Regions from separate parts of the Mus musculus genome. Here region 1 is linked to region 2. Evidence: chromatin loops called from intact Hi-C (ENCODE). Cell type or tissue: heart. All regions are shown on one strand. Each heading gives the region's core, and the rest is flanking DNA. Links, peaks and the distances in the headings are about the cores only. Region 1 overlaps Pkp4 (plakophilin 4). Region 2 holds the start of Gm46743 (a long non-coding RNA gene).

Region 1 (16,562 bases), core at 6,736-9,235, 62 kb after region 2:
AACTTTTTATGTACTCATATCTCAGAAACAGTGTATTTCTGAATCGGGTATTTACTGCATGTCTTTTCAGAGCCGCCAATGTGAACTTTAAGGCATTGTGAATCTCTGTAGGAAATAGACTAGGTTGCACTTTCCAGACTCACTTAGCCATAAACCTTCTCTTGGGGATAGCAGATAGACCCAAGGATGTAAGGGACACAGTGGGAAAATGCTGAATGTGGCTGAAGAATGAGCTGGTTCGAGGGCCACGAGTCCTAGTCAAGGGCATGGGCCATGGGTCCTAGTCAAGGGCATGGGCCACGAGTCCTAGTCAAGGGCATGGGCCACGGGTCCTATCCAGAAGCACACTTACTTGGTTGAGTAAGCGCCTTAGTTACTTTTCTTTCTTTCCTTTTTATTTATTTTTTATTTTTTTAAAATTAGATATCTTAGTTACTTTTCTAATGCTGTGGCAAAACACCATGATCATGGCAACCTATAGAAGAAAGCATTAAATTTGGAACTTGTGCTTCCAGAGGGTTAGAGTGTCCATGACCATCATGGTGGCAGGAAACACAGCATCAGGCAGGCATGGCATTGGAGCAGTAGCTAATAACTTACATACGATCCAAAAGCATTAGGCAGAGCCAGAGCCCGAGGGGGGGGGAGAGAGAGAGAGAGAGAGAGAGAGAGAGAACACAAATTGGGAATGTCAAAGGCTTTTGAAACCCCAAAGCCCACCCAGAGTGACAAGAAGGCCACACCTCCTAATCCTTTCCAAACAGTTCCACCAGCTGGGGACAAAGCATTCAGACAGGTGAATCTATGGGAGCCATTCATTCTCATTTAAACCAGCACATCAAGGGGCCCACTGGTTGCACTTTGTACTTGGGGATGTGCAGGTATGAGTGCAGTGGGGAGTGATGTAGATTGGGAAGAATCCCCAACCTGATGGTGAGTAAGGTGGAGGTCGGGGACCCCCTCCCTGACCTGAAGCAGACCTAGAGGCTTTCTAGATTTAATCAGAAACACAGGATCCTGGAGATGGTAAGGTAGAGCTCTTCATGGGACATCATGCTATAAAAGTTGAGAAGCTCTGTTTGACCTATCACATTGGAGGGAGCATCAGTGGCAATCCCACCTAGGTCAGGAGAGGATGGAACACCACAAAGCTGCTGGCTGGATTCCTGGTCCTCCTTTCTGGTGTTCCCCAGCAGGCTGACAGTTGCTAACCGGAGAGCCTGACACTCTGCCACTCAGGTAGGTTTCTTAAATAGCTTTGCTGATCTTTCTCATCTCTGGATGAAGTCAAGACAATGGAATTTTCTTCTCAACAGCCTGCTGAGATCTATGCGAAGACTTTGCTTATTGTTTTTTGTTAGTCACCTGGCTAGAGGGCACCCACTCTTTTGTGTTTTATTCCCATGTATAAGAACACTGGAAGGCGACTCTGGGAGGCCATCCTCTTTGATTTCTCTGGTCCCTCTTGTGGACTCTCTGCTTGTTTGGGAAGTGCGCTGGCTAATTTGATGTCAATTTCATGCAAGCTATAGTTATCAGAGAGAAGAGAGCCTCAACTGAGAAAATGCCTTTGTAAGATTAGGCCCTGGGCAAGCCTGTAGAGCATTTTCTTAATTATTGATTGATGGGTGAAGGCCCATGCCAATGTGGGTGGGGTCACCTTGGGCTGGTGGGGTCTATAAAAAAGTAGGCTGAACAGATCAGTAAGCAGTATCCTCCGTGATCTCTGAGTCGGCTCCTACCTCAGGTTCCTGCCCAGTTTGAGTTTCTGCCTTGGCTTTCTTCAGTGGACTGTGATTCAGGACATGTAAACCAAATAAACCCTTTTCTCCCCAAGTTGCTCTTGGTCACGTGTGTCATCATAGCAATAAAAACCCAAAGACTGGAGTTGGTACCAGGATCATGGGGAGACCTGACCATGTATTTTGGGGAGGACTGTGAAAGAGCTTTGGAACTTTGGGCTGGAAAAGCTACTGAGTGTTCAAAACTTGGTGAACTGTTATGAGAACTTGGGAGATTAAAGGATAATGTTTTTTAAATTTTTTTTAAGATTACAGTTTGTTTTGAAAAGATTTATTTATTTGTTTATTATATATAAGTACACTGTAGCTGTCTTCAGACACACCAGAAGAGGGCATCTGATCTCATTACAGATGGTTGTGAGCCACCATGTGGTTGCTGGGATTTGAAATCAGGACCTCCAGAAAAGCAGTCAGTGCTCTTAACCACTGAGCCATCTCTCCAGGTTCTAACGGATAGGTCCTATAGGATAATGTTAAGAGCAGTCTAGAGTCTAGAGGCCTGGTTTGTGAAGATTCAGAAGGAAGCAAAGGCTCTATTGGGGCCATTTGATTTTTGAATTAAGAATCTGTAGAGCTGGGCGTGGTGGCGCACGCCTTTAATCCCAGCACTTGGGAGGCAGAGGCAGGCGGATTTCTGAGTTCGAGGCCAGCCTGGTCTACAGAGTGAGTTCCACGACAGCCAGGGCTATACAGAGAAACCCTGTCTCGAAAAACCAAAAAAAAAAAAAAAAAAAAAAAAAAAAGAATCTGTAGTTCTGCCGGGTGTGGTATCGCTACCACGCCTTTAATTCCAGCACTCGGGAGGCAGAGGTGGGCAGATTTCTGAGTTCGAGGCCAGCCTGGTCTACAGAGTGAGTTCCAGGACAGCCAGGACTATACAGAGAAACCCTGTCTCGAAAAAACAAACCAACCAACCAACCAAACAAGAATCTGTAGTTCTGGTCAGCTGGGGCTGAAGAATTGCCTGCAATGAACAAGAGATCAGAACCACTGAAACAGAAGTGGTGCTTTTCTGGGACAGTGGATGCTGCTTAGCTGGGCCTGCAAAATTATCAGCATTTAAGAGACCAGCATCAGGCTGGAGAGATGGCTGAGTGATTAAGGGCACTGACTCTTGTTCCTAGAGGACCTGGGTTCAATTCTCAGCACCCACATAGCAGTTCACAACTGTCTGTAATTCCAAGATCTGTAATCCTCACACAGATGTTCATGCAGGCAAAACACCAATGCATACAAAGTAAAAATGAATGAATAAATAAAAGACTCTCATGGTTGAGGTGAAGTTTGGAAAGCGTTTTACTGAAGCTGTATGCCAGAGGCCAAGGTCGTACATTGTGTTGGAAGCTGAACTTAGTATTGTAAGAGTCACCCTGGTGGTACTGGTTTTAAAGGCATGAAGGCCATGGAGAACAACTGGGGTTTGGCGCTGTGTGGCAGGGCTGAAGTCCCTGAGGAGGGTCCAGGAGAGCCATTGGTGAAGTGCAGCCCAGTTGCAACAGAAGATCCCAGCATTATGGAGATGCCAGTACAAAGGGCTGACCGACTCCAAGGACACAGAGATGGAGTAGAGCTGGCCTAAGTGTAAGAGCCAGTCTGTGTGGGCTGAAGTGTTGACCTAGGGCCTTCGGAGGGAACCATAGATATGAGTCAAACACTGTTGCCATTTTGTTTACTTTGATCTGATTGTGACCATGATGTCCCCTGGTTCTTCCCTCTTGGAAAACTGTTTAACTTATTTTGATTTTACACCAGCCCACAGTTTAGAGATTTTGAGCTTTTAAAGAGATTTTTGGTTTTGGAGAGATACTGAATATTTTTAAAAGATTTTGAACTTTTAATAAGAGTTTGAATTTTTAAAGCGCATGGGACTTTTAAAAGTTGGAATGTTTTATGCTGCGATGTTGATATTAAGGTGTGATCTTTGGGAATGAACAAGAAAGGAGAGTTTATAGCTTAACAGCGATGTGTTTGTGTGTCTAGTTGACAAGGGGTCAACTGTGCTGGCAAGTTTCTTATCAACTTGACACAAGCTATTATCATCTGAAAGGAGGGAATCTCAATTAAGAAGTCACCACCATAAGATCAGCCAACCGGTAGAACATTTTCTTAATTAGTGATTGATGTGGAAGGGCCCAGCTCATTGTGGGTGGGGACACCCTTGGGCTGGTGGACCGGGGTTCTTTACAAAGGAGCCTGAGTTAGCCATGTGAAGTGCAGCCCAGTTGCAACAGAAGACCCCAGCAATTTGGAGATGCCAGTACCAAGGGATGACTGACACCAAGGACACAGGGATGGAGTAGAGCTGGCCTAAGCAAGCACTAAACAGTACTCCTTCACGGCATCTGCATTAGCTCCTGCCTTCAGGTTCCTGTCCTGTTTGAGTTCCTGTCTTAGCTTTTCCTGTGATTCAGGACATATGAGTCAAATATTTTCCTCTCTAAGTTGCCTTTGGTTATGGTGTTTCATCACAGCACTAGTAACCCTACCAAGGACGGGGAGGTTAGCTTAGATCCACACTGTGGATGGACATCTGGGGTTGGGAAGAGAGTGTGAAATCTGCTTTCAATCTCAGGCTCAGTTGTTCTCTCTAGAAATTGTTCTCTGGAAGCTTTGACCCTCGTGTCTAGAACATTGTAAGACTTGAAATGGATTTGAAATGACTCTCATTTGGGTTTCTTAGGACTGTGACTCTTTTATCAGCCAGGATGTACACGACACAGGCTTTAATCCTCCAATCCTTCCTATGTGCTAGCCCCGAGGCACTGGAGACAAACCTCCCCCTTCTTTCCCACTCCCAAGGAACCTCCTCCCTTCTTTCCCCCTCCCCCTGCTTTCCCTTTTGAGATTCAGTTTGGTCTGTATCCACTAAAGAAGTAGGCCACAGGTTTGAGCATTCCGGGTTTCTGAAGACTCAGGTATAGCCCTATTCTCTTCAAGATAGGGGAGAATGCAGAGGGGTCATATGCTGCAACATGTGTTGGCTTTCTCTGTTGTGAAATAGATTGGAAATATAGCTTAAATCAGAGCAAAAAGAAGGCCTATAAAGCTGCCAGAGTGAGCTAAAGTCATGTAACCAAGAGGCCAGACTTCCCAAAGCGCAGAACAGCTTGACGATCCCACCTTGAGGGCTCTGGACTTTACCTGGCCAGCTAAGCCCCTGAACTTTTCTCACCTTGTCAGACGTCGTCTTCTGTTACTGGAATATGCTTCGTCTCTATAGTTTTCTATGGAGTTATTGGTCTCTGGCTGCTGATTCAATTTTAGGAGGTTTGGCAAAGTCGGGGCAAGTTGTTCCCTGAGAGTGTGGCTTTGACTGTTACACTTGATCCTTGGTTCCTAGTCCCACCCTCACCCTCTGCTTCCTGTTACACTTGATCTTTGGTTCCTAGTCCCACTCTCACCCTCTGCTTCTTGGTCACCATGAGGTGAGAGGCTTCTGCCGCATGTGTTTCATTCCTACACACCAGGCTGAGGGCCGTGGACTGGATCATGGGAAACCTGAGATAAGAGAAACCCTCCAGCCTAATGTTGTTGAAGACATTTGTTCAGCAAATGTCAGACTAGTACATCCCCAGTGCTTTTGAAAAGCAGTGAAGAGTATACGAGTCTATGAAGAAAATAACATGTCTCTACGTCTTCTAGAATGTCTGTAATGTCTCTATCTTTGATGAATGATCTGTTGCCAGGGATGGTCTTTGTCTACAACAGCAGTTGAGGTTGGTACCTCTGCACCAGTCCTTCCAGTGCAGAGTTGACCCAACATAACCCCATTCCCAAGATGACCTGCCTACCCTCCTGCCTGGGTCAACTGTCCCCAGGTGAGCTGTTTCTGGAGGCTGCACAGGGTGGAGAAGACTTCTTTTAGAAGTCTCATGCTACAGATCTGTCTCACTCAGAGCCTGGTTTGGGAGTAAGTCATTTGATGATTTTCTTAGAAACCTTAACTTTTGAGTCAAGATGGCCTTTTCCTAGTTATCTTTGCTAAGGTAATGCTCAAACTCGTTTCCATTCTTGAAGGCTCATTAGATTGGGAAGCTAGACTGATTTCCATCTGAGAGAGGAGTGGCCAAGGGTTTGTGTTGGCCTTTAGAAAACACAGGGCCAAAAGGCTTTCCCAGGGAAAGGCTAACAAGGCAGAAATCCAGGCTTCAGTCCTTGATTGGTGAAACTTTGAGCCACTTAGGTTACATCTCTGAATACAACTTTCTCTTCTCATGTAAATATGCTGCGGTTTTTGTGAGTGGAATGATGTGGTTAGAGCCTATGACACAGTCAAGGACTGATAGACTAAAAATGTTCAGCAAGTGGGTGTTACTATTTTTAGTATTAGGAGAGAACAGACATCTGCCATTTCTCTCACCCAACACTCAAGCAGCAGGAGCCTGGCCCTCCCTGCCTCTCTTTACCCTCTTCTTAAACTCAGTTCCATGGGCTTCTCCTTAATGCAGCCCTTGACAATCTCACAGTTTCCCTAGTCCCTTTGTTTAAAATAAAACCAATGCTTAGTTCAAGTTCCCCTGTCTTCTCTGAGGCTCTCTTTGACAGCTCACTCCAGACTTGGCAATTGGTCAGGGTTTGCACAGTCTCGGGGCAAAGGTAAACTCATCAGCTTCCCTCAGCTCCCCACAATGTCTAGATTCTAGAATATTGACAGGAGGATGTGCTAGAAGTGGGAGTGACATGACTCTTCAACTGGGTGGCTGAGGTCACAGCAGCACAGTCGTAGGCTTTAGAGAGCTACTTATGACATCACACACTGGCTACACATTAGCCACCATTATAAAAAATTTTTTTTAATTGAGATAAGATCTATGTATCCCTGGCTATCCTCAAATTCCATATGTAGATCAGGATGGCCTCAAACTCACAGAAATCCACCTGTCTCTGCCTCCCAAGTGCTGGGATTAAAGAAATGTGCCACCACCCCCAGCTCCACCATTGATTTTGTTTGTTTTTAGCTGTAGAACCTTTGCTAAGATGATCTTTTGTGGGCCCAAAATGTAGATGTAGGTGCAATGAGTGAGGGCTAGGACGGTAACACTTGTGAGATTCCCCATGGTCAAAGACCATACGCCACCATGAGGGTAGGTTCCAAAGATGGATCTTGAATGGTTGCTTGTTATCTTCAGTTAACTTTTAAGGTATAAATTGCCTGGGGATTCTTGTCTAAAGTTAGTATTTTTTAAAGTCCAGGTTGGTTGTCTTTTATGTTTAGGAGAGAAGAGTATCACGCCTTCTGGTCAACCATGGAATTAACACAACACAGGCTGGACCTTCCATTCATAGGAATAGAGTAATGGTGGTTAAGAAACCACCTCATTAGCACCATTGGTCATCTTGGGAAGAGACCAAGAATATGTCTTCCCATCTATCTTTTTATTTCACTAACAGAACTACTACATGAGTAGAACTGGCAGGGGCCCCAGGTAAAAAGCTCTCCTGATTCCCTTATAGGTGGGGTATCCAGTGAGACACATGAGTGGGGATTCCAGGGAAGTTAATTTGAAGAGGTTGACTCACCTGGCAAGCTTTCCTTTCTTAATATGTTTTCTTGATGCAGAATGAGTCTGTGTTAGTTGGGGTTCCAGAAGCTACCAGGAAAGTCATGAGGGCGAGGAAACACCCTGATAGCAGGACAGGACGTTGTTCTCTACAGACACTGGTGGACTATCATATTAACTTTAGAATGCCTTGCTTTGGTCACCTGTGAATGAATGTAGTGGTGGAGAAGAGATACAAATAAAACACTTTACAACTTGTCCTGTTGAAAGTCTTTGGCTGGGACCTTGTTCTTACCAGCCAAACAGTTCCTCAGTTGTGCTAGCTTGCCACCACCATGACACACCTGTGGAAAATCAAGTTGAATGGAAGAAAGAGGGTCTGGAGGGATGGCTCCAGAGGACCCAAATTTGGATCTCAGCACCCACGTCTGACAGCTGGAAACTGCCTGTAACTTTAGCTTCAGTGGATCTGATGCCCACTTCTGGCTTCTGATGGTACTGACAAACATGTGGCATATACTCACACAGACACACATACACACCACACAGACACAGACACAAATACACACACAGATATATAGACACACACAGTCAGATAGATATACACACAGGCACACACCACACAGACACAGATACACACAGACAGACACCCCCCCCCCCAAGACACAGACACAGATACACACACAGATATATAGACACACACAGACAGATAGATATACACACAGACACACACCACACAGACACAGATACACCAGACAGACAGACACACACAGTCACACACCACACACACAGACACAGATACACACACACAGACAGATAGACAAACACAGAAAGACAGATAGACAGATACACATACAGAGACACAGAGACACATACACCAACAGACACATACAGAAAGACAGGTTCACATAGCCAGACACACACCACACATACATAGACACACACAGAGATAGATAGACAGACAGACAGGCAGGCAGACAGATGTACACAAAAGGAAATAATATTTTTTTCTTGAAAAGGAAAATTTTATTTTGGTTTATAGTTTCAGAGCCCATGGGGGAGTTTGTGGTAATGTAAGTATGTTTACCTCACAGTGAACAAGAAATAGAGAGGGAGACTGGGCTCCCAATATGTCCTTCAAGGGTATTCCCCCAATGACCTAACTTCTTATCAGGCTCTCTGTAAAGGTTCTACCACTCTCAGGACAGCAGGGTGGCCAGGCCCTCCCTTATGGGCCTTTGGAGAATGTTTAAGACTTAAACTAGCACTCTATCTCTGACCTCCAAAAGGGCATGCCTGTCTTACAACGTGACATGCATTTATCCCATCTCTGACAGGCTCCAAAGTCTTAACTGTTTCAGTATCATTGAGAAGACCATAGGAACTCTCTCCTGAAACTCAAGGCAAATGAGCTCTGAGTGAAAAATACCAGTAACATACTCAAATATACAAAGGCACATGGTGGATCGTCATTTTCAAGTGGAAGGAATAGGAAGATAGATTAGCCCAATGCAAGATGAAAACCCAGCAGGTCAAACAGTAAATCCTGTAACATTGTGTCTAGCGTCTGGGGTCACCCAGTGGCATGGTGTGAGCATCAAATGATTTTCACAAGTCCACCCTCTCTCCTGGCTGCACCCTTTATGGCTTGTTTCTTGGGCCTCTCTGCCTGGCTGGGGCTTCACTGCTCAGATTGTTCACATTCCCCACATCTCTAACTCCCAGCGTCTCCAAGGCAGCTTTCCTTTCACTTCAGTTCAGACATTCCATTCTCTGGGGCTGTGTGCAGCAATTCTGAACTTGGATCCTGTTGCTTAGCCTCCCCGTCCTTCCTCTGAAGTCTGGTAAGCCTCTACTCCCCCACAGCTCCTGTATTCTGCAAGCTGTAAGATCACCATCATTTGCATGTCACCTACCTGAGTCTGCTACTCCAGTGAGCCAGCTGCAATGGCTCCAGAGTAACCAGGAATGCACAGAGGGAAGATAACTCCCTAGGAAACCGTATCCAGGGAGCTCCACGCAGCAGAATGCTGCAGGGTTTTCTTTTCAAAGTAATTCCTGAGAGGGGCCAGAAGGATGGCTTAGTGGTTGGGCCAAGCATATACAAACCATCTCAGTGGTTAATGGCATTGGCTGCTCCTCCAAAGGACCCGGGTTCAATTCCCAGCACCCACTTGGCAGCTCACAGCTGTCTGTAACTCAGGGTCCAGTGGATCCAATACCCTCACACATATATACGTGTAGGCCAAACACTAGATATACAAAGCAATAAATAAATAATAATAATAAATTCCTGGAATACCTATGGCCATCAGTCCTATTCTCTAAATGCAAAGTGTTCTCTCTCTCTCTCTCTCTCTCTCTCTCTCTCTCTCTCTCTCATCCTGTCTTCCCGTTCTCTCCTTTCAACTCCTCCCAAGAGTTCATGGTCTTTCTTTCTTTAATCATTATTGATTATTGTTAAATATGTGAGTGAATAAGTATATAAATAACCTGATAAACCTGTTTAGTGCTTTTTATGTGTATGTTTTTAGGGCTGACTACTTGGTATTGGGGAAGCTCAGGTTTTTTCTCCCTGAGACAGACTCATTCTCCTCTCTCAGCAGCCTTTAATGATGAGCCTGTAGCTGTTCATCCAGGGGTGGAGCCCTGTGAAATTTTCTGGGATCTGCACTGGCTGGATCCCTTCCTATTATTTAGCTCCCCCAGGGTTCAATACTTTAGCCCTTACCTCAGAAACCTGGGCAAAAGGGATCATCATGGTCTTTTTCACCCCTGGAAAAGAATGGCAGCTCACTGGGGTTGGGCTGGGACAGCCCCAGCCACTAAAAGCAGAGCCTTCGATTAGCACTGAGTGTCTATGGCACCCTGTCCGGCTCTGGAAACCAAGCACATTATATGTCGTTGCCAGCAAACAAAGGCACATTTCAGGGCAGTTGCCTTCTGGGGAGTAAACAGTTAACAAGAGATTTGTGAAGGAAGAGTTTGCTGTTTCCCCTCTGATTTCAGAATTATTCCTTTGACCCTGCATGCGTTGTGATTAATTTTATCTTTTGAGCCAATGCATTGACGGGCTCCGGAATGAGTTCTCCACCCATGAATAGAGAGCAAAATGGTGCATCATATCATTAAGTCTTTATCAAAATTCCCCTAACTGTTGGATGGGAGTTTAATAATGAAAAAGCTAGTTATGGCTTATGCAAACGATGATGACAGTACAGAATGTTTTTCAGTGATTTCAAGTTAGAATTAGGCAACGGCAATAGGCCCAAACAGCCACTTAGGGGACATGCCAGCTGCTTCGAGAGAAGCTGCTGACATAAAACCAAGGGAAGGCACTAAAACAGACACAATTCAAAGTCATAATCTGCTTGCTAAAAATGTCCTTTTTTGTGTCTGCAGTCTTCGAGGAGGGTCCTGAATGAGGGCATTCATAGTGCCAGCCAACCACGAACAGTGTGCTGCTGTCACAGGGTAAATCAAGATGGAGGTAAAACCGAGAGCTAGAGGGAGATAAAGTGGCCCAGACTCAGCTGAACTGTGTTCTCCAGGCTCTGAGACCCAGTTCAACCCAGTTCAGCCCTGGGCATAGACCAGCCAACGACAGCTAGATAGCTTCTGTCTGTCAAAGCTGCCCTGGAACCCCATACTCTTTGACCTCCCACACTCTCTTAATTCCCTCCCCAGTTACACACCAACTGACAACTAAGTTTCCTCCGCAACAAGGGTTTCCTAGACCAGAAGAAGCAAAGCTCCCCCTTGATTTCCAAGTCTGGCCTGTGAGCCCATGACCCCTACAGACCGTTTGCTTTCTGCTGACATCTCTCTGGAACTTTGGGGAAAGGGCTCCACCCCCCCACTCCTTCCCTGTAGTTGGGGGGACCCCTGAGGTGGATGGGGTGTTTAGTCACACATCTCTTTGGATCATCAGGTAAGAGGGCTCCAAGCTTTTCTCTTGGCAATGCATTTAAACGCAAGTCTGACCTCTTCTTCTTCTTCTTCTTCTTCTTCTTCTTCTTCTTCTTCTTCTTCTTCTTCTTCTTCTTCTTCTTCTTCTTCTTCTTCTTCTTCTTCTTCTTCTTCTTCTTCTTCTTCTTCTTCTTCTTCTTCTTCTTCTTCCTCCTCCTCCTCCTCCTCCTCCTCCTCTTCCTCCTCCTCCTCCTCCTCCTCCTCCTCCTCCTCCTTCTTCTTTTCCTTCAGTTTTTATTTACTATTTGATTTCCTTAAAAGGAGGTCTTACTTTGTAGCCCTGGCTGGCCTTGAACTCACAGAGATGCACCTTCTTTCTCTGGGACTGAAGGTATGTACCACCACAACATCTGGTTAACAATTGGTTCTTTCTTTCTTTCTTTCTTTCTTTCTTTCTTTCTTTCTTTCTTTCTTTCTTTCTTTCTTTCTTTCTTCCTTCCTTCCTTCCTTCCTTCCTTCCTTCCTTCCTTCCTTCCTTCCTTTCTTTCTTTTTCTTTTTTTTAATTAGATATTTTCTTTATTTACATTTCAAATGTTATTCCCTTTCCTAGTTTCCCCTCCGAAAATGCCCTATCTCTTCCCTGCCCACACCTGCTCCCCAACCCACCCACTCCTGCTTCCTGGCCTAGGCATTCCCCTATACTGGGGCATAGAACCTTCACAGGACCAAGGGCCTCTCCTCTTATTGATGACCGACTAGGCCATCTTCAGCTTCATATGCAGCTAGAGCCATGAGTCCCCCCATGTGTTTTCTTTGTGGGTGGTTTAGTCCCAGGGAGCTCTGGGGGTACTGGTTAGTTCATATTGTTGTTCCTCCTATGAGGCTGCAAACCCCTTCAGCTCCTTGGGTCCTTTTTCTACTGAGCCGTTCTTCTTAAATTACTTTCTTGTCAACATATATAAATCTGCACAACCGTAGCTTGTCTGAAGGCTGTCCGCATGGCGCTTTACACACACACATTTTCCAGAGTTCTTTTTGAGCATACCTTACAAAGCAGCTGTGTTTTAAATAGGCTAGTGTACACAACTACATAACTACAAAGGGATATATTTGTGTGTGTGTGTGCATGAGAAACTAAGTGACTATTTTGTTAAGGTTTAAAATAAATTGCATTTTTCTTTACTCAGAAGAGACAAATAATTATCACTTCAATGCTAGGTCATTAAACTATGTCTCAGGCTATGTTACTTCTTTACTCACTGTTGTTAATGTATTGGGGTAGCTTTATTAGCACACATTAATTATGCATAATAATAGGTCTCTTTCTCTTTTCATACACGGACACACTTTTGATCATGTTCACCCTGCATTACTCTCTTGTCCCTGCAGTTCTGCTGGTCTTCTCCTTTTTCCCAACTACTCTCCTTTTTTCTCTTCAGTTCTTTTGGGGGGGAGACTACTAATAGAATTTGATACAGTGAGATGTAGGTCTGACGTGTACATTTTGAAGTCTCACTGCATCTATGCACCTGTGCAGCTGCCATCCCAATCACGACAGAGAACATCTCCACCATCCCAAGTAGCTCTGTGGGCAACATGGTTCTCAATTCTGTCACTTAAGGGGAGTTTTTCCTGTTCTTGCATGAGAATCATCCAGCAATCGCGCTCTGCCAACCTCTTCCTTTTGTCGAACAACATGTTTTTGGTGTTCGTCCAGGTCATATTTGTGGTTTATTGTTGACTATATTTTATGATACAAATATATATTGCAGTTTCTCCTATTCTTGGACAGCATTTTTGTTTATCCATTCTTCTGATGGAGGGTTGTGTTGCCTCCAGCTTTTGGCTATTAGGAAAAATGTTACTATAAACAGTGCTACTCAAAATAAATGGGATGAATGAACATTAGTGGCCAAGTTTTCAAATGTTTTTCTCTGTTACCCAGTTTGAGCATGGAAACCAAGCCCCAGTCTGAAGCACTGACAAGAGTGTTAACGGTATTACTGAGGCCTCAGGATGCTAGGATCGAGTGGTGACAGACTGTCTCAGTGCCCTTTGTTGATAGCCATGGATCAGACTGAGTTCCCACTCTAACAGGAACCATCACTCACAGTGAAGCTCATGTGACATCATGGTGGGCAAGATAGATCTGAGTACATTTTTACTTTTAATGGCTCTTCATTTAAAACAATTGTTATTGTATGTGTGGCCTGTAGGCATGTGTGTGCTCACCTGTGCCACAGCACTCATGTGGCCGTCAGCGGTCCTTTTCTTCTACCCCTACCTGAGACTGAACTTAGGTTGTCAACTTGTGTGGCAAATATTTTATGTGCTGAACCATCTTGTGTGCCTTAAATGTTCAATTTATGGTTACTTTTAATGTATGGATAATAAGTTTCATCTGATAAGTTTAGGGTAGTGATGTCTAATAGACAATGTTAGTTTGTATTCAAAGGCCTGGATTTGCCACCATCATTTAGTTAAGACCACAGGCCTAACCATAGATTGGTCACTTACTGGTAAGCTGACCTTTAGTAATTTACTCTCCTGCTTGTTTCAGAGTTTATAAAATGGTATATCATACATTTGCTGTGAGGGTAAGATGCTCATGTATGTGAGACTGACCATCAGCACCTAAAACATGGTATTTCTTTGCAAGAATAAGCAACCAAGTAGATAAACACTGGCCAGGGATTAATAACAGATCACACTATGGTGCTATGTGGTCCAATACATAGAAGCTCAGGGCCTTCAAAGGATGTAACCTTAAACAAATGTGCATCAGTAAAAATATGCACTAGGGGGCTGGAGGGATGGTGCGAGAGTTAAAAGTATTCATGGCTTTTATCAAGGACCTGAGTTCTGGTCCCAGCATCCACATATTGTGGCTCACAATTACCTGTAACTTCAGTTCCAAGGGATCTAATCTCTTTTCTCCTCTCTCCTAGGCCAACTCTGTATTCTGACGTCAAAGTCTGAATGCTTTGACTGTAGGGCTATATGGTATCCAGGAAATAGAGGTCTGTTCATATCTGCACTGCACACTGACCCTGGGAGCTCTTCAGCAGGAAGGGCAGAGGCCTAGTCCATACCATGTGTTCTGTTGGAAGTGCTCAGGTGTCTCTAAGGAGGAACCAGGGTGCGTACACCTTGGGCTAGTTTTCTGACCTGTCTGTCCAGTGCTTATTCTCAGCTGATCCTGGCTCTGCAGAACTACACACCTCTTCTGTGGGCTGATTACTGTATGCTTTTGGTAATGGGAGAGTCAACAGTTTAAGCAGGTCATGTATATTGCCATGGCTGGAGAGCTGATCTTATCATCAAGGATGCAGGTTTCTGCCTGCCATTTCTTTTCTCCAGTCTCAAGTTAGGAGGTTTAAAGGGCCTCAGATCTTCTGCCCAATTCTCACTACTGGCCTTTTTCTGCCAACATTAGGAGGTCTTATTGGAGGCCCAAGTGAGTTATTCCCAACTCTTGATCTGCATTAGTTGCAATAAGGGCTGCCAAAGTAGTTGGTTGGTTCTGGAGGCTCATTTCTCTGACTCTCTTCGGGAACAGCTTTCACATAAACCCAGATCTCAAGGAACCAGGTTTAGGAACTTGAGATCAAATAAGTATGATGTCTACAAGTCCTGTGTCAGTTCCTTAGGAATGTCACCCAGTGGCCTCTGCTGTGTAAAAGCAAGAGAACACAAGAGAACAGAGGTTCAGCCAGGGCACACAGCCCAGAGCACGATTCTGTCAAGGTCCCTGGGTGTCCTTTGGACTGTCTGAAGCTCAGAAAGGCTCACCTACACTTGGGCCGGTTTCCACTCAGGAAAGCAGTGTTTCTCGGGTCTCTTTCTATAGTCACTATGCTGTAGGATAGTACCAGGACATGCCTACCATGTCTGTGGGATCCCCCAAGGCTGCCTGCAATCCAGAATGTATTCCGCACAATAATTATTTAGAATCAGTTTTGCTTTATAGCACTGATGCCAAGCAAGCGAATGCCCAACTGTTCATATGTAATTACCGAGTTCTAAAAGTAAGTGGCCCTTGCCAATACGATACGGCCAGCATGCCAGATGTGATTTCCCTTAGGTGAAAAGAGATGACTGAGACAAGGCAAAACCTGCTAAAATTGTCCCATGTACCAAATGAAATGATGATAATAAAAAAGCAACCAAGAACTACACATGCTAAGGTATGTAGAAGAGCCACTCTGGCTTCCTGGTCCAGTGTGGCCCACCTCACAAGGGACTTACTAAATCTGTTTCCATGATCGCACCCAGAAGAACTGCAAGAACACATTCTCCAGGATGAAATTTCCACATTTATTATTCTTCCATGTGCATAGAAAATGGCAGTGAAGTGTCCTGTGAGGGGGATGAGCATGGCGCTGCTGTCACGCTGGCCTTTGTGCTTCCGGAGTTCACTACTCACTGAAAACAGAGGGCGTCAGAGTTTGTTGTCAACTGCGAACAGTTCCCGGGCGGGTTTCCCGCTTGGGCTTTAAGCTGTCAGTTCTTCAAATCTCTTTTCAAATGACACACTGCATTACAATTGATGGCACTTAACCAATGTGGCATTTCCATATTTACACCAACAGAAGGAATTTTTACAAGACATAATAGCATACAATCTTGACATTTAGTAATAGCAATAAAACATGAAGGGCATCCATTTTATTATTATTTTTTCTGTACAAACTATCTGAACATAACTTTATTCACATTAAAAAAATCATCTGTCATTTGATTTGACCTACACATACCCATCTCATCTCACCCACGTCTCAAGCCTCCCAGCACGTCACCCACACCTTCACCACTAGACTCTACAAGTAATTAGATCTAACACCTACACAGCGCGTACAAAGTCCTCTCCCAAGGGTTTCCTCACTTCCCTGAAAATTCCTCAAAAAAAGAAAAAACAAACAAACAAACCAAAACCTCTTCACTCATCCCTTCCATTTCACTTTCACGGTCACCATCATCAGCAAGACGGACTTCCCCTCAATCCAAACAGAGTCAGAAGGAAAGCGCCCCTCAGCAGGCAGCCGTCTTGATGCTACACCCAGGAGTCCGGGGACCCAGGGTACTGTTCGGCTCTATAAGAAGGTCGTTTAGTGGAATAAAAGTCTACATAATTCGTGGTTGATTTCAGTCCGTACTGCGTTGAGTAATCAGTAGAAGCTGGGAAGTGAACTCGGTCATCACAATAAGGGTCTTCATAGCTTCGAGGAGACTGCAGGTACAGTCTGTATGCATCCAAGGTCTTCCTGGTGGAGTCATCTTGATAGTACAGCTGCTGATGCTGTTGGCAGGATGGAAAGGCAAATGAGTGAGAGCAATTTAAAAACACAC
Region 2 (16,562 bases), core at 5,673-8,172:
ACCCGAGGAGCCTAGGTGTCTACCTTTCAGCTTTGTTGATTCTTATCCATGAAGTAGCATTTCTGAGGACACCTTGTGGTCCAAGATGGTACCTAAACCTCCAAGCTTTAGGCAGGAGGCAAGAGAAAAAGACCAACAGGGGCTTGCAAGTATTCTTTTAGTCAGCCTTCCCAGAAGACACTGTCTACAGCTTCTGCTTTGCAGAGTGAGCTTAGACGAAAGCAAGCCTGAGAAAGACCGTCTTTGCTTGCTGGAGTGAAATTGGTTCCTCCGGGAGAGTATTCAGAGAACATGAATGGGGGAGTGGGGTCAGGCAACTGGCAATCCTTTCCATTTGAGTTGAGGCCTCATGGTTAAGGAGAATCCACAACAGCAGAATACTGGAGTTAACGTTTAGAATCTACCATCTGCTAGCAATAATCTCGGTGATAGAGCATTAAGCCTTTCTGAGTGGCTGCTCCTTCGTCTGAAAAATGAGGGAAGTGCTAGAAACTTCCAGAGTCTCCTGAGAGTCAGATCCAGGCAGTATCAGGCACAAGAAAAACAGACCAAAGCAGCAGCTACTGCTATGACTCTACCCAAGGGCCCTGGAAAGCAAATTTTTGACATATAATAAAAATTAAGGCCCATTAAATAAATCTGCCACACGTAGAGTGTGATGGAGGGGTTTCCAAATCCATACTGATGGCTGCTTATATGTGTGAGGTCTCCAAGAAGATGGCTTGAAGGGCCCCTGCATTAAGTGAACGTTCTGACTGGTTTGGGAGATCCAATGAACTGGGGGCAGGGTGGGAGGTGCGCTCTCCCCAGACTCCTTACTGACACCCGGGTGAGGGTAGAAGAACAGAGGTTGCACATGCCATTAGAATACACCACCCAGGCACACACCCTTCACTGCTCTGGGTGTGTCTCTGCATCTGCCACAGACAGGAGAATAATGATCTGGGAGAGGCAAGACGGCAGTTTGGTTCAATAAGACCAAGTCATCGGTGTTGGTTCAAACCCTGTGTAATTTGGGTGGGGTGATATTTAAGCATTTTTTTTTCTGGTGATAATTAATTTAATCCTATGTGCACAGTAAAGCTTAAGACATGGCCACATTGAAGCTGTTTATAAAGCACTTCTGATACTTTCCATAAAGATAGTTTCTATAGAACAAGCTCATGATAAGTGCTTGGAGGAGGAGGGTCTGGTGTGGTCTCAGCCACACACATAGCACACGCGTCACCTGGATATTAACCATGTCTGCTCCTAGTTTTCTGGGTCAAACACAGAATATACATCTCTCCTCTTGCAGAGACAACCCTGTGTGTTGAATACGTCTGGTTCCTCTAGTGCTAATCCACGAGCACCAGGACCTCTGTGCCTCCTATGTCTTGCCCCATCTTTATTTCTCAAAGAGAAATCTGTGGCTGTAGTAGAAGCCAGGGTTGAATATATTGTTTGCATGGCTAGACTAAACAGTATAGACAAGCATATAAGAATAACTAACCAAGGACAGAGGAAAGCTGCTGTAACCATGAAGGCCATTCAAAGGTCGCTTGAGAGATTTTATCTCTTTACACAGATCATTAATTTTTTTAGAAGGATTTATATTTTGGGTGTGTTTTGCCTTCATATATGGAGTCAGATCCCCTGGAACAGGAGTTACAGATGGTTGTGAGCCTACATGTGGGTACTGGGAGTTGAACCTGGGTCCTCTAGAATCCAGTGCTTTCAACCACTGAGCCATCATTCTGGCCCTGCAGATTATTAATTTGATCATCGATGGTATGAGAGAAATCTGATGCACTAAGGTAACACATGCCAGGAAATTGTTGACAAACAAGATTAGTCTTGAGTAACAAATAATCTATGGTAGCTTTAAAAACAACAAAAAAAAAAAAAACCAAAAACCAAAAAACAAAAAAACCAAACTGGTTCTCAATTCACCCATCTTTTGAATAAATTCTGCTAATATTTTTCCTGTAATATTAGTAGTTGCCTTAGTGTTTTACTGCTGTGAAGAGACACCATGACCAGGCAACTCTTATAAAGAAAAACATTTCACTGGGACTGGTTTACAGTTTTAGAGATTTAGCTCATTATTGTCATGGTGAGAAGCAGGTAGACATGGTACTGGAGAAAGCACTGAGAGTTCTCTGTCTTGATCCACAGGCAGCAGAAGGAGACTGCCACACTAGGCCTAGCTTAAGGGTATGAAATCTCAAAGCCCCTCTAGGGGCTGGAGAGATGGCTCAGTGGTTAAGAGCACTGACTGCTCTTCCGGAGGTCCTGAGTTCAAATTCCAGCAACCACATGGTGGCTCACAACCATCTGTAACGGGATCTAATACCCTCTTCTGGTGTGCCTGAAGACAGCTACAGTGTACTCATATACATAAAATAAATACATAATTCTTTAAAAAAAAAAAGCAGACCTCTAGAGTGACACACTTCTTCCAGCAAGGCCACACCTACTCCAACAGGGCCACACCTCCTAATAGTGCCCCTCCTATGGGCCAAGCATTTAAACATCAATCCATGGGGCCATTCCTATTTAAACAATCACAAGAGTTTTACTAATCGTATAGGCCTTTTTTGTAACCTCTCTTTCTATCCCAGTGTGACAGTTTATATATGCTTACCCAGGGGGTGGCACTATTAGAAGGTGTAGCCCTGTTGGAGTAGGTGTTGCCTTGTTGGAGTGGGTGTGAGCTTTAATACCCTCCCTCATCCTAGCAGCCTGAAAGCAAGTCTTCCACTAACAGTCTTCAGATGAAGATGTAGAACTCTCAGCTCCTCCTGCACCATGCCTACCTAAATGCTGCTCAGCTCCCACTTTGATGATAATGGACTGAACCTCTGAACCTGTAAGCCAGCCCCAATTAAATGTTGTCCTTACAAGAGTTGCCTTGGTCATGGTGTCTGTTCACAGCAGTAAAACCCCTAACTAAGATACTCAGTAGTTGTCCCTGGGACTGGTAGTAAAAAGCCTGAAAAGTACTTAGCATGGCACAACAATGTCATACTGCCTCCTATTACAGAAGTGCCTGTTATCTCCCGTGGCAAAGGGCATTTGGACTCTGCATTGACAAGCTGAGAGTTAGCATGTAATATAGTCCGCAAGTAGTTTTTCCTGGGGTCTGTAGTACGGTGCCCTTGTTGTTTTCCTAAGTCATTGGCTTATTCTTCCTCTGGGGACATCTCCTGTTGATGTCCTCTGTCTTCAGACAATTTATTTGTCTCTGGAATGCTACTCTGGTCAGAGACTTTGAAGCAGGGGTCATCTGTGGCTTCATTCATTTTCTGGCAGGGTAAAGCACAAACTCACCCTGATACTAGGAGACCATCAGGACTTCCCATTCTCCAGTTTCTAGATCTTTCCATTTAACATACACTTTAGGCTATGTCTCCTTTAGGGCAAACACTTTAGGTCAGCAGCGGAAGCATTATCCTTTAAAGTGACAAACACTAATTTGCATGGCTAAACGTAGCACAGAATGTGGGGGCTTAGGTGGGCGTGTGAATTTTTATATATTTTTAAGTTCGCCATTTAGGTATTCTGTGGTGTCATTCCACAATAGCTTGACCCTGTGGATTGTAAGGGATTCTAGTAATATCGTTAATCTTCCATAAATTGTTGCTAGTAGATGCAGGATCATTTTCAGTTTCTAGTTTTAATGTGAGTCCTAGAAAGCAAGCACACGTACAAAGTCAAGTTCAAGATATGATATGATGTTATTTTCCTGGACCCGCCATCCCTGAGGCCCCATGCTATGTCTGGGCCATGCTCAGTAGCTGACTAGCTAGGGAGAGGCCCTGTGCACACCTGCAGTGCACTCTGACTGAGTACTGGTCTCTTTACACCTGACAGCAGAGAAAGCCCTGGACACAGACAGCCTTACCAGCTCCAGATGTCAAGCTGTTGTGTGAACCATTCACTAATGATGATGTACTAAAAGCCTGGAAGACTGTGTAAACTATGCCCTCAATAGAGGATAGGCTCTTCCCTGCCTCCTGTACCTTCCACCCTTGCCAGAATTTGATCATTTATGTCAGACCAAGGATAAGTCCAAAACAAAGCAAAAAAAATGACGACTACAAAAAACAAATGCACCTACTTAACTAACAGCGCTCACTAATTTCTAAAGACTTCAACCTAAGGCTATTTACATAAGATTTGGGGTCTTCAAGATTCAGGGTAATTTAAATTCTGAGCTCAAGAAGACTCTCCTACTAGATGTCCAGATACTCCAAAGTACCTGAGAAACCATCACAGAAATCCCCGAGGGAGAAAACAGATGGGGTTCCCCATGCAAGCAAGAAAGTACACAGTATCGCTGATGCTGTACAGGAAACAAAACCGTGACCACTGAGGAAGCAGAGAGGTTCCACGGAGGAAGAACTAACTCGCTTTCCCAGGGCTTCCCGCCCTGTGCGGGTCTTACGACATATTGCAGGCAATCACATGTAACAGAGTCTCAGGCTGGATCAAAATAATTTTAGGTGAAAACTTCAAAATAGTCTGACGCCTACCAATTGCATTTCCAGTTTAGGTCCTTCAGCCTCCAAGGGAATCTGAGAAACATGCAACTATGTTTGCATTCTTTGGCCAGAATTATCCAGAATAATCTAAAAACACCTTTGTGGTATCAATTTACCCCTGTTTTCCCTCAGAAGTCTCTCCCAAGCCCTGTTCACACTGTTATTTTGAACTTTTTTGTTATGTTGTATAAAAATGTGAATTAAAAAAACCTGAAGTTTTAGTAATCATAAATTCAAAGAAATCCATGGACTGGACTGTCATTGTCTGGAAATGAGGAAATGTACACTTTTGATGTAAAGGACAAGGTGAAATTCCTTATTTTGCTAATGCTGCAAGTGTGTCATTGGATGGATATGTATGTATGTGTGTGTGTGTGTGTGTGTGTGTGTGTGTGTGTGTGTGTATGTATGTATGTATGTATATGAGAACACTGTCACTGTCTTCATACACACCAGAAGAGGGCATCAGTCCCATTATAAATGGCTGTGAATCCTCATGTGGTTGCTGAGAATTGAACTCAGGACCTCTGGAAGAGGGGTCAGCGCCCTTAACTACTGAGCCATCTCTCCAGCCCTGGATGCGTAATTTGACCAGGCACCAGCAGGCAAAGACTCTCCCAGTCTCTCAGCAGCCAACAACCCACTGGAGCAACCTCCTACCAGTGCATGGCTGCAACCACACCACAATGTGATCTGACCCTCTGAGCCTCCCGTGGCCTGTCCAGGCTCAAACCTCCACAGCCAGAGCCTCTCCTCACCGACACTTGTGCAGCAGTAACCCTCTGTCATCTTTCACAGCGTGTTAGGTACCTTTTCACTGCTGTGACCAATAACTAAGAATAGCGTCTTGAAGGGTAGGAGCTTTATTGGGGCTTATGATTTCAGATGGTTCAGTCCGTTGTGGTTTGGATAGGGTGGAGTGGGGTGGAGAAACTCAGTTATATCTAGGCAGGACAGGAGCAGAGAGTGAGACCAGAAGTTTCTAGTGGTATGTACCCACTAAGGTACCTGTCCCCTCCACAATCTCCCAAAATACCGCGACCAGATGGAAACCAAACATTCAAAACATGAGCCTTTGGGGGTGTTTTATATTTAGTCTATGACACACACTGATGGCCTTCTCTGACAAGCCTGGCCAGGAAGTACTGGTTGTGACCTGATTTTTCTAAACTCCAAACAATGGACTCTTCGATATTTTGAGACACTTGAGCCCGGAGATTTCTTGGCATGATGAATCTGTTTCTAGAGTCACACCCAGTCAGAGAGGATAGTCAATGAAGGGTACAGTCAAGGTTAAACTCAAGTGTTCTCCTCTCTCCCATTTTGTTTACAGAGAATGTGAAGAAGGAAGTCAGGCCTATAATGTGGAAGTCAGTTGGCCACAACTAAAATTATTTGGCTAAATCGGACATAGAAGGCTAGCAAACATGATTTTGCTTGTGTGCGATAACTGGAATAGGCAAGTTCATAGAGACAGGAAGTAGAGCAGAGGTACCCAGGGACCCGGGAGGGTGACACAGGGAATTGGTGTTCATGGGGTAGAACTTTTGTTTGAAGTTAAGTGAAAAGCCTATGAATGATGAATGATCCATGATGCTGCACAGCATTGAGAATATACTGAATTCCTTTAAACTGTGCATCAAGAGATGGTCAAATCGGAAAATTTGCATTGCATTTTCTTTACCCCCCCCCCCCAGAAAGCAGACCAAGGGACATGTAGGCATGTTAGAGGGTTTAGTGTTGGCTATCCTGAGACAGCATCACCCACTGTGGGCAGCTCCTAATGTGAGTTGTGTAGCAGAGCCATGGTCCTGGGGGAGCAGCTAATGGGCTAGGTGGAAGTGCTGCTCAGCCGTGGGGTGAACAGCTCCTGCTCTGGCCCATCTTGGGGTGTGTGTGTGTGTGTGTGTGTGTGTGTGTGTGTGTGTGTGTGTGTGTGTATGGGGGTTGGGGGAGGTGGCACGGGCACTAGGATGTCCTACTTTATCACCTTAAGTAGCTCCCTTGCTGAGAAGACATTAGAAGAGGTCTTTTGCTTTAGCAGGGCTGGAACAGACTGGAAAAGCCAGGTGTGGATGTAACCCCCCCCCCACATACACACACACACACACACATACAGGAGTGCTTAGAGGGGTGTGTGGGATCACAGCGCCACAATTCTAGAAACAGGGACAAAACCAAGCATACTCTGAAAACACCAGTTGTCTGAGTTCAGTCTTCCCCTAGGATAGATGAGTTGACCATGGAGCAAGTTTCAGACAGAGGCCTCTAGATGGTGCACAGACCGTGATAAATACCCGAGGAGGCAGGGCTTCGTCTGTAATTGGAGCCTCAAGGCTCACTCCAGATGCAGGGGTTTTATAACATGCTCTCCCTACTCCAGCCAAGCGATACCCCCACCCATGTACCCTTCTGGATAGTTTCAAAGATGGCAGCTTTGATCATCTTGAGGGCAGTGGTAGAGGAAGGAAGTCCTGTAGCCCTCTACCAGCAAAGAGGCCAAGGATACAGAAAATCTCTCAGAAAGGGTGTCATCCACCCAGGCTATAGGTTGCTATAAGTCAAAGGTGAAGGCCATTGAGCACTAGCTAAGCATCATGAGAGAAGGGACAACTCTGTTAGCTGGGAGGAAAGACTGATTTCAAGTCTTGAGGCCTGGAAACAGTGGGCTTTTCTTACTGGGGTGTTTAGCCTCAGTAAGAGCCACAAGAAAGCCAGGGGCAGGATGGAGCTGTGGCTCAGACCTGCAATCCAGGACAGCAAGGCTGGATAACTTCTCTGCCTGCCAGGGCCATGTTTACTTATGCAAACAGCTGACACATGGCTGCAGACCCAAGCAGGGACAGCCTCCACTGTGGTCTAGACAACGGTGCAGCAAGCCACTGCTATGAGAAGAGAGAAAGTGGGGCTCACTCTCAGTCTGTACCCAGGTCAACCCCATGGTTTTCCACGATACCATACCACTGCCTGAGCTCTCAACTCTCTTCCACTGTTCAGGAAGCTGGGCAAACAGAGCCAGCGGGTTGGGTTGGTCAGACACATTTACAGAGGCCCTCCAAGGACTCATGCTTGACGTAGCATGTGGTGAGGTAAAGGTTGTAGAAACTTGTGCCTCAGGCCTCAAGAAGATGAAGTTTACAGGAAGACGGTTCAGCAGTCATGCCTGCCTGACTTTTCGAGGCTATTCGAATTACAATGAAAGATAATTAAGATCAACAAGTTAACTTCTAAGTCTTATTTGTCACATATGGAGGACGTAATAGCCCCAGCGTGCAGTGGCTACCACGTGGGCGGCACAATGGTTGCTATCATTGCAGAACACTCTACTGGACAGCGCTGTGGCATTGTGGGTACTCATGGACCATGCCATGAGTCCACTTATGCAGCTGTCGATTCATAGCAAATTAATAAGAGACGAGACTCAGAAGAGCTGTGCTCCTCAGAGAGTTGTTGATGGCCCTAGAGTACAAAAGCATTGTGAGGATGTTCATAACTGAATGGTTCTCTGGGAGTGCTGGCAAGTATGGGGATAGAATTTACAGTAATATAGAAGTGCACTCTCTTAACTGTAGCCTTCAAATGTATGGGGCCTCCTTTCTGATTCATGGGATATATGGTATTCTCTCCTATCTTCTGCCTTTGGGGACCTCTCTGTCACTGAGAGTTCCTCCAAGGGTGTGGCCAAGGCAAGGCTAAGGATTTTCCCAGACCCTATTATTTCTCTCCCTTCTGAGAGGTGAGGACTTGGGACTTGCTGCCTACCTCCACAGCAGGTTCATTTCTTTCTCCACACACCCTGCTGCTTCCCAGCCATGGTCATTCCAGGACAGGATTCCACTCCGACCTTCTGGGTGGGCCTAACTGGTCCAAGAGGAGTCCTTTGCTATAGGTAGGCTGAGGAATCCAGCTCAGGGCTAATCTTTGTTCTGATATCTTCATGCCACAGCAAGTCATAGAAGGGCACATGAGCCAGGCCTGTGCCACAGGCCTGAAATTCTAACTAAAAGAGGCTGAGGCAGGAGTATTGTGAGTTCGAGGCCCGCCTGAGGCTGCAGTGGTAGATGTTTATCTAGCATGTGTGAGGCCCTGGGTTAATAACCAATACAGAGAAACATTTATGACTCCTTTGGGCCAACAGGAAAAGAAAGGCAGGTGGCAAGCATTATGCTTCGGCGGCATTGTAGAGACAGAAGGCAGAAAGGGACAGGAGTCTGGCCTTTAGCAGATGGGACTGAGTTTATTAGCTCACACAGTGAGGGACAGCCTCTCTCAGAGAGAAATTAAGGTATGGTCTGCCAGGGAAAAAAGCTGGCTGTGGCCCTTTATAGCAGAAGGGTGGGAGCCTAAGGAATGAGGAAATGGTTGCAGCCATAAGAGTGTACTAACTGCCTCTCCTGCAATCTCTCCTTTCTGAAATTGTTTGCCTTAGGCAGGACAGACTACCTTTTCTAGGATGGCTAAAACAGTTGAGCAAGGTCATCTGTCATTGATCAGAACCCTGTTTTACTAGAGAGGCACTCTGTCACCAGGGGCCTTGGTAAAAAATTTGCCTTCACTTAAGAGAGGGACTGCAGGGGTAGGTGTGGGTACAAGTCTTGGAAGTGTGTAGCCACCTAACACACCATGAGGCAGGGAGCTAAGATTCTCACAGAGGAAGGAGCAGGAGAACCAGGCTGGGTTCTGGGCCAAGTGGCCCAGGGCTGCTTAGCCCCTGATTGCTTCAGCCTTGAGCCAGCTAGGCTTCTGTGAACCTCACATAATTATCTCCCGCGGATATTAAACTCGGGCCGAGAGCACATTGGGAACTTGCCACAGGCAGTCACCAAACCAGTACAAGGCAGAAGCAGAACATAAACATAGGTGTTTCCATCCCAAACACAAGCTCTTTGCTCTCTACCAGGCACACGTGTGCCATCTGCGTTTCAAAGGATCTGGGGGGAGAGACCATGTGAATAAAACCCAAGAATGCTACCCGCAGAGAACACAGTATTTTACCTTGAATATTGCTTGAGAATGCTTGGCAACTTGCAAACCACGGGCAGTCTTTAACACATCGTGGGCAGCTACCTTCAAGGGCCTTTCTATTTCTTGCTTTTTCTCAGGGCGATTGGGAAAAATCTTCTGGGGTATTTGTTGTCTTTACTTTGTTGTTTTAAAGACTGCATATGAAAATTCCAGAAAGAACTGATGAATCCCCAGGAGGGTTAAATTAACTATTTTGTCTCCTCCCAAGAACTCAGCAAACTGATCTTTTCAGCCAGACTTTACCTTTGTTGACTTCTTCCTGGGAACTTGCACGTGAGGGCACCCACCACGCTTTGATGTCAAGAAGCTGTGGACTTTGCCCACCCAAGAGAAAGCTCTCAGCCTTTCTAGATTCAGGTCCCACTCCTCGGGGTGGGGGGTAACTATAATCCCGGTCTCTTGGTTTTGTGACTCCATCGCCCAACAGTGCACCTGACCTTACCAGTTAATGAAGGTCACCTTTCCAGCAAATATCACGGTATATATTCCACGCTCTGATCAACTGAGAGCTTTCCTAGCAGAAAGGTCACAGCAGAGAAACAGCCTCATGTCTGTATCCTGGGATGTAGCAGAGGAGAAGCCTGGGGCATGGAGGTGGAGGGGAAGTTACAAGGTAAGCCGTATGGAGCACATGGGATCCTCATGGCCTACCTGCTGCTGCGGAACTAAACAAGACCAACCTTTACCTCAAACAAGGCCCCTGTGGGATGGAGAGCTCCCAAGGAGAGCCAACATTTGCAAGGCTTGCTTGTTGCCCAGGTCGGCTGGCTTGGTGGCTCTGTCCATCAGCTGGAAGCTCACTGCACCGTTGCTTACCCGAGAAAGATATCTGCACCAGGAAATCCTCTGTGGGCTTTATCCAAGTGACCTGAGCCACAGCAACTCTGCTTGTGAGGAGTGGAGCCGGGTGGCACAGGCTAGGAGACTGAGGCAGGAGGATTGCAAGTTCAAGGCTTGCTTGGCTTATGGGGTGAGTTCAAGGGTATCTTGGGCAACTTACCAAGACTGTGTAAACATTTTTTTTAAAAGGCCTACAGAGATAGCCGAGTGGCCCAGCTCAGCCTAGCATGTGAGGGGCTCTAGGTTCAGTGGTCAGCGCTGCAAACAAAGTGATATTTCTAACCAGACAGGTACGGCTGGAATCACAGCCAGATACAGCGTGTGTTTGCATGTGTTTGGGTGTGTTCATGGGAGGGGATGAACGTGTGCAAGGGCATTTGTACTCTTTCTAGTGTGTATGAAGAGGTTCTCTGGTGGTCACGTGCAGATACATCCAAGCAAGCACTCAGAAATGCCTTCCACTCTCCCTCTAAAGTCCAGGATTCTAGTGAGTGCTGCCACAGGTGCCTGTGCGGTTTGGAACACAGCTCTTCCTGTGAGCTGTGCACCTCAGTTTGGGATAACTGATGCAGGAAACTGCATCCACTTGATTCCATCTCTGGCTCTTTGTGCACTGCTTCCCAGAGAAGCTATTCCCTGCTTGGCAGCGTCCCATGGGTCAGGCTGCCCTTCACCAGCTACTCCTTAGGCACTCGGAGGAATATCAGCATCCCCATCCTCTAAGGGTTTGCCACCCCCACTCTCTGAACATTCTTTCAACCCTGCCTCCCTCTCTCCTCTGTGAGCTTCCCCCCCCCGCCAACCCCCCCCGGGGGGGGGCTGGACTCTACCCATAAGCCTTTGCTTTTCTGTTTGAACAAAGCTGTTTAACTCTTTCAAATGATCCTTCTTGCTAAGGTAAGAGAAGTGACTCTTAAATCTTCCAAAGGGCTCCACAGGAGAGGCTGTTATGAGCTCTCTCTCTCTCTCTCTCTCTCTCTCTCTCTCTCTCTCTCTTTCCCTCTCCCCCTCTCCTTCTCCCTCTCTCTCCCTCTCTCTCCCTCTCCCTCTCTCTCTCTCCCTTTCTCTCTCTCTCTCTCTCTCTCTCTCTCTCTCTCTCTCTCTCTCTCACACACACACACACACACACACACACACACACACACACACACAGGGGTTGGGCGTAATGGCTTTTCCCTTACAGTGAGAGTGTGCTTACACACAGATGATGCCAACAATGGTCATATCAGGTGACACTGCTTCTCTTCTGTAGCCCCAACAGCAGGCACAGAGAGGGGGAACCCTGGAGGTGAACTGCTACCCAGCTACCCAGAGGTAAGGAAAGCCAAGCAACTTATCCCTAAGGGCAATACAGTGGGTGTGGGCAAGAGCAGAAGCTGTCCGACCTGTATGCTCCTTGGACCTCAGACTGCCTCTCATCAAGCAGAGGCTTTCAGGGATGGAAGGCGGATATTGCTTTCCTTCTTTGTTTTATCAGCTATATGATTGCCTGGAAAATTCCAGTGGTTCCTGTAGGTCACTCAGTCACACATCATGGTGTTAGTCACAAAGCCCACTTGATCCCTGATATCCAGACCATTCCTACCCTAACCATCCTGGTAGGCAGGGGGGCCCTCACCAACTCTTTCCTCTAGCTGAAAGTTGTGGTGGCTCTGGGCATTGCCCTTTCAGAGTTACAGGCTCCCTTGGTACCCTGTCCTCATGGGCAAGCTATGGAAAATTCTGGAAGAAAACCACAGAACTCATGTCTCAGATTTCTACTCACCAACTGACCTTAGACAAGTTTTTTTTTTAAACTCTTTGTACTGCATTTATATATAAATTGGATATTATTTTAGTAACTACCCAATAATCATAAGTACATTAATAGCCTGCTATATTCTGGGGAAAGCATCAGCTGTGGACAGTAGGCAGCATTGTGGCTATACATGTCCTGTATCACAAGCAATTTCCCAGAGTGACTGTCCCTGCTTTCCTTGCTAGCTACTCATGGGTGATTGCGTAGCTTGTATCCTAGGACGGCAATGCTGATTCCGAGAATATCTACCTTGCTCCTGCATTTCCAGCACAGACTGAGGCATCATTAGAGTTGGGTGGAATGTTCCTCAGTCTTAAGGTAGCTGCTGATTATTCATTATCATGGAGGACTGGGTGGGAAGGAGTCAGACATAGAAAAGTGGATATGTGTTGAACACAGCTGGCCAGATGTTGTGCTTCTTGGGCCCTGAGTTGTCCTGTTTCTTCCCTACTAGTAAGAACTTGGCTGTCCTAGAAATGAATGCTAATTGATTCCTTGGTTTCAGTGGTGAAGAGAACACATATGGGAAGGAGTGCTCTAGTAGGGTCTATAGCACATAACATCTACTGACCTTCAGTCGACACCAGGTAGGGAGATGTCTTCCTACCCAAACCATCTCCTGCTTCCTTATATATGTAGACCTCTCCTTTGTTTAAAGGCTTCAGAGCCTGGGTAGAGTGGACCTGTTGTGTGAGGAAGCCCAGTTTCTTCCTTTGAATCTGATGCACCCCTCTGCTCAAAGATCAGTACTTACAGGCATGATCTTCCAGGCCGGGAGTCAGAGTATAAGTATAAGTCTAGTAGGGACATCCAAAGCTTGTTTCTGACATGTGCTGCCCAAAGTATTGTCTGAGAACTGCCTGAAGAAGTCAGTGATTAGATCAGATGAAAATGCCTGTCTCGTTTTTTTCCTAACTGAATTCAAACACCCCATGTGGTAGCTACCATGGCTCCCTTCTTCAGAGCCATCTAAGGGTCATCATGTGTCCAGGTTGAGGAGGGCACACACAGCCTGACAAAGAGGCACACAGGTCATCAGCCTAGATCAGGAAGAGTTCCCAGTGGACTGCAGAGCCAACTCCATAGGTGAGTAGCTTGCAGAGATCCCATCCCACCCTAAGGCCTGGAACTTGGTGGAGCAGCCTGGGCTCTGCTCAGCCTCCCATGCTGAGCACAAAACACAGTTCTCTGGACACAGTTTGGCATCCTCAGACAGGAGAAACCATAACTGATCTGTTTCCCTGCAGGCTCATTATTGAGACTGCACATGTGGACAGCCAGTAGGGGCTCTTAGAAAAATTCCAGACCTGGAAGCTGACCACCCCTCCCATAGGGTGAATCTAGCCCTAAAAAATTAAGTTCAAGCCTGGCATAGTAGTGGCACACACCTTTAATCCCATCACTCAGGAGACAGAGACAGATGGATCTCTGGTCTACAGAGTGTGTTCCAGGATAGCCAGGGCTACATAGAGAAACTTTGTCTCAAAAAAACAAACCAAACAAACAAAAAACAATAAGCAACAACAACAACAAAACTGAAATAAAGGTCATTACCAAGAGGCTATAGAGCCTGAAAACCAGCCCTACATAGTCCTCTTCAGGAACCCGCAATCTCACAGGAGAGGTGTCTGAGGAACAGGGCTCCATCTTTGCTGCTCTTCACATCACAAGGATCTGCCAATGGCCGGTGAAGACCGAAACATCTGCCTTGCTTCTGCAGACAGATCGCCCGCAGAGGGCTGTACTGTGAATCATGGGCTCTGACAGCCACGTCAGCTGATGAAGCCAGGCGCCTGGCAGACCCTCAGGCTGAAGAACATCTGCTGCCTTTGTGAGCTTGTCTCTTCTCCACTTGCTCAGAAGAGGCTTGCGAGAGTTATTTGCAAAAACAGGTGGAGGGCTTTGAAGAAAGGCGGTATACAAACAGAACCAACACAGACAGCAGTTGCTCTGCCTTCAAGCTAATCCAACCCTATCCTACCCAGGCACTGAGAGAGGCAAGGCTGTGGCCTACCCCTCAGAGGCCATTGGAGACTGTGGGCAGGGAAGTGTGACTGAATTGTTGGACTTGCAGGACCTTACGTTGACCTCTAATATGGCCCTTCTATACGGTCTGGGCTGTCACTCACCTTGTTCACCAGCCTTGTGTCATAATTTGGGGAACAGAGCAAAGCCGAGCTACTTTTGTGCTGTGTCAGGATTAACTAGATAACAGTGATTGCCAGAGGTGGTGGTGATGGATGCTCTTGGACAAGAGGTCTCCATTATTTCAGCCATTTGTAGTTTCCTGCAGTTTGTCTTTTTGGCGCAATATATTCAGCACCGTTAGGGTTTTTCTGGGCAGGGGGGGGGGGAGGTGTGGGGGGTTGAGGTTGTGTCTCCAATTTATTTCTGTTCCTCCAAGGCCAATAGTTACTTTAGAGATAAAGAGATGATGTGGTCCAAGTCTGACTCACTCACAGATAAGAATCCTGAAGCATAGTTAGAGCCTACGTTTGTGCAAAGTCTCACAGCTAGCTGGAGCTGGAGGCAGGGGGTGGCAACTGTGCTAATTCCTATGTTGACTTTGTCCATGGGAGGAAGGCTCACTAGGGTGCCTGCAAGCACAAGCAGGAAAATTGGAGCGGATTTAACTCATGCTCGCTCCGCCCATAGAACACGGTGGGAGAGCCTTCTTTTCATTATTTTTAATGAACTTTTAAATGACTTATGGTTCCTTCTGCTAGAGCTGCCAGTGGACAGTTCACTGTTCTTCATCCAGAGGGGCCAGTGTGCATCCCAGGGTCCGAGCTGTGGCCCTGCAATGTGCAGAGGAAGCTAGTCAGTGAGTCTGAGCAGCAGACCCATAGTCTCTAATGCAAGCTGACAGCAGTGCCAAGCTGCAGTCTGCAGTCTAGAGAGCAAGCTGGACAATGGGGCTGTGCTGCAGTTTTGCAGTCTATAAAGCAAGCTGGTAGCTTGGCAGTAGCAACACCAGCCACCGTGGAACAATCTAGAGGAGACTGTCTGCAGTCTTTATGAGCCATATAGTGAGTGCACATTATGTGCCCGAGCTCCATGTGATTGAGGGAGCCCAGGACTTTCTTGCTGATTCACTCAGAGGCCTGCATGGTGCCTGCTACCAAAGAAGAATGAAAGGGCCATTGTGTCTGCACCTATGTAATATACGCGCATGCTGAGCAATACAGCATGACTCAGGACCATTTCCTGGGTGACCCTGCACCACCTGCTATTATGAAGAAGAGGGTTGAACAATCTATGGGGTCCCATCAAGAACCCTACAGTGGATGGCTCTTTCAATCTCTGTTTGGTTTTAATTACTGTTTAACAAAAATAGCCTGTCTGTAGTTAGTAACCAGTGAGGTCAGGCATAGCCATCACAGAGACCTGTGGGGGTGGAGAGAGGGCTTCATCATGAAACCGGCCAGGTTGTTTTCTCCAAGGAGGGCCCAGATGATGCCGTGGATGGCTTTCGTCGATTGTCAACACCCATCTTCATTTCTGTGATGAGCCAGCAGCTGGCTGTGCAGGGCTGCTGGCTGCTGTGGTGACAGCGGATAATGGGAGAGGCATAAACATTCAGTAATGAGCTCTGTGAGAGCACGGGGGGGATCTGCAGAGACCTTGAGTCATGGTACAGGTGACTCCCGTCCATGTGGGCCAGCAGAAGCTGGAGGTTCAAAGCCGAAGTGGAGTTGGCTAGAGAACCAGCATGCTTGAGGGGTATGGTAGGGGAGAAGAAGCTGAGCTCTGATTTGAGGGGAAATACTGCATGAGGATGCTGGGTCCTGACTGCCTGGTCCCATCCATGACTCGGGAAGGAGGGGACCCAACTCTGTCCAAACACTGCCCTTTGGCAGGCCCTGGGGTTATCCCGTGGATCCACATAGGTGGTGAACTTCAGAAGAGCCACTGTTCATGGTGGCTGGCAACTGAGGAGTCTGCTTGGCGATTCACAGGACAGCAGTATGAGAAAGTCACCTGGAGTACTGGGGACAGGATCCATCCCCGCCTGAACCTTCCCCTTTGTCATTCCACCCATCCAAGACAGTCCATCCAATCGCTGTATCCTACTGCCCAACCAGAGGTGACTTGGTTCTTGGGCTTCCTCCCATCATCTGTTTCTTGTCTCCCAGCGCCAAGAGGCCTCTGCAGCTACTTAAAAACAACTGTGACTCCTTCCTCTCTGTGTGTTTCTATGATTGTGGCTTTACATTTTCTTTCCTTTTTGGCTAGTTGCAAAACACATTCAGGTGAAGGGCTGGCTCGTACATTTCTTTTCTTTTTTTTTTTTTTCCCATCTGTCCTCTCTTCCTAGTGAGGACTGTTCGAAGCAACACATCTTCTGCTCCAGAGCCCATGCATCCTAGGAG

Evidence for each region. Peaks named below come from ENCODE experiments on the same cell type or tissue, not always from the same donor. Only the 100,000 strongest peaks of a DNase experiment are listed, where the experiment ranks them.
Region 1: it touches region 2 in a loop (2.0-fold over the local background); 5 of 42 quality-filtered maps call a loop at or near these places.

The regions. Positions count from the first base shown.
Region 1 is chr2:59,354,153-59,370,714 of GRCm38, reverse strand. It overlaps Pkp4 (plakophilin 4), which reads right to left. Exons shown (of 22, transcript NM_026361.2): 22 at 15,510-16,512. The coding sequence ends at 16,267. Among named protein-coding and RNA genes, the nearest start is that of 5330411J11Rik, 24 kb to the left of the region's middle. In heart, for the core only: no CTCF peak of the experiment used is centred there; no DNase peak of the experiment used is centred there; H3K4me3 peaks cover 300 bases; H3K27ac peaks cover 1,568 bases.
Region 2 is chr2:59,415,181-59,431,742 of GRCm38, reverse strand. Gm46743 (a long non-coding RNA gene) reads left to right here and starts at 11,242. Exons shown (of 3, transcript XR_001783312.1): 1 at 11,242-11,288; 2 at 11,644-11,705. In heart, for the core only: a CTCF peak has its summit at 6,795 (motif pointing right); a DNase peak (open chromatin) is centred at 6,812.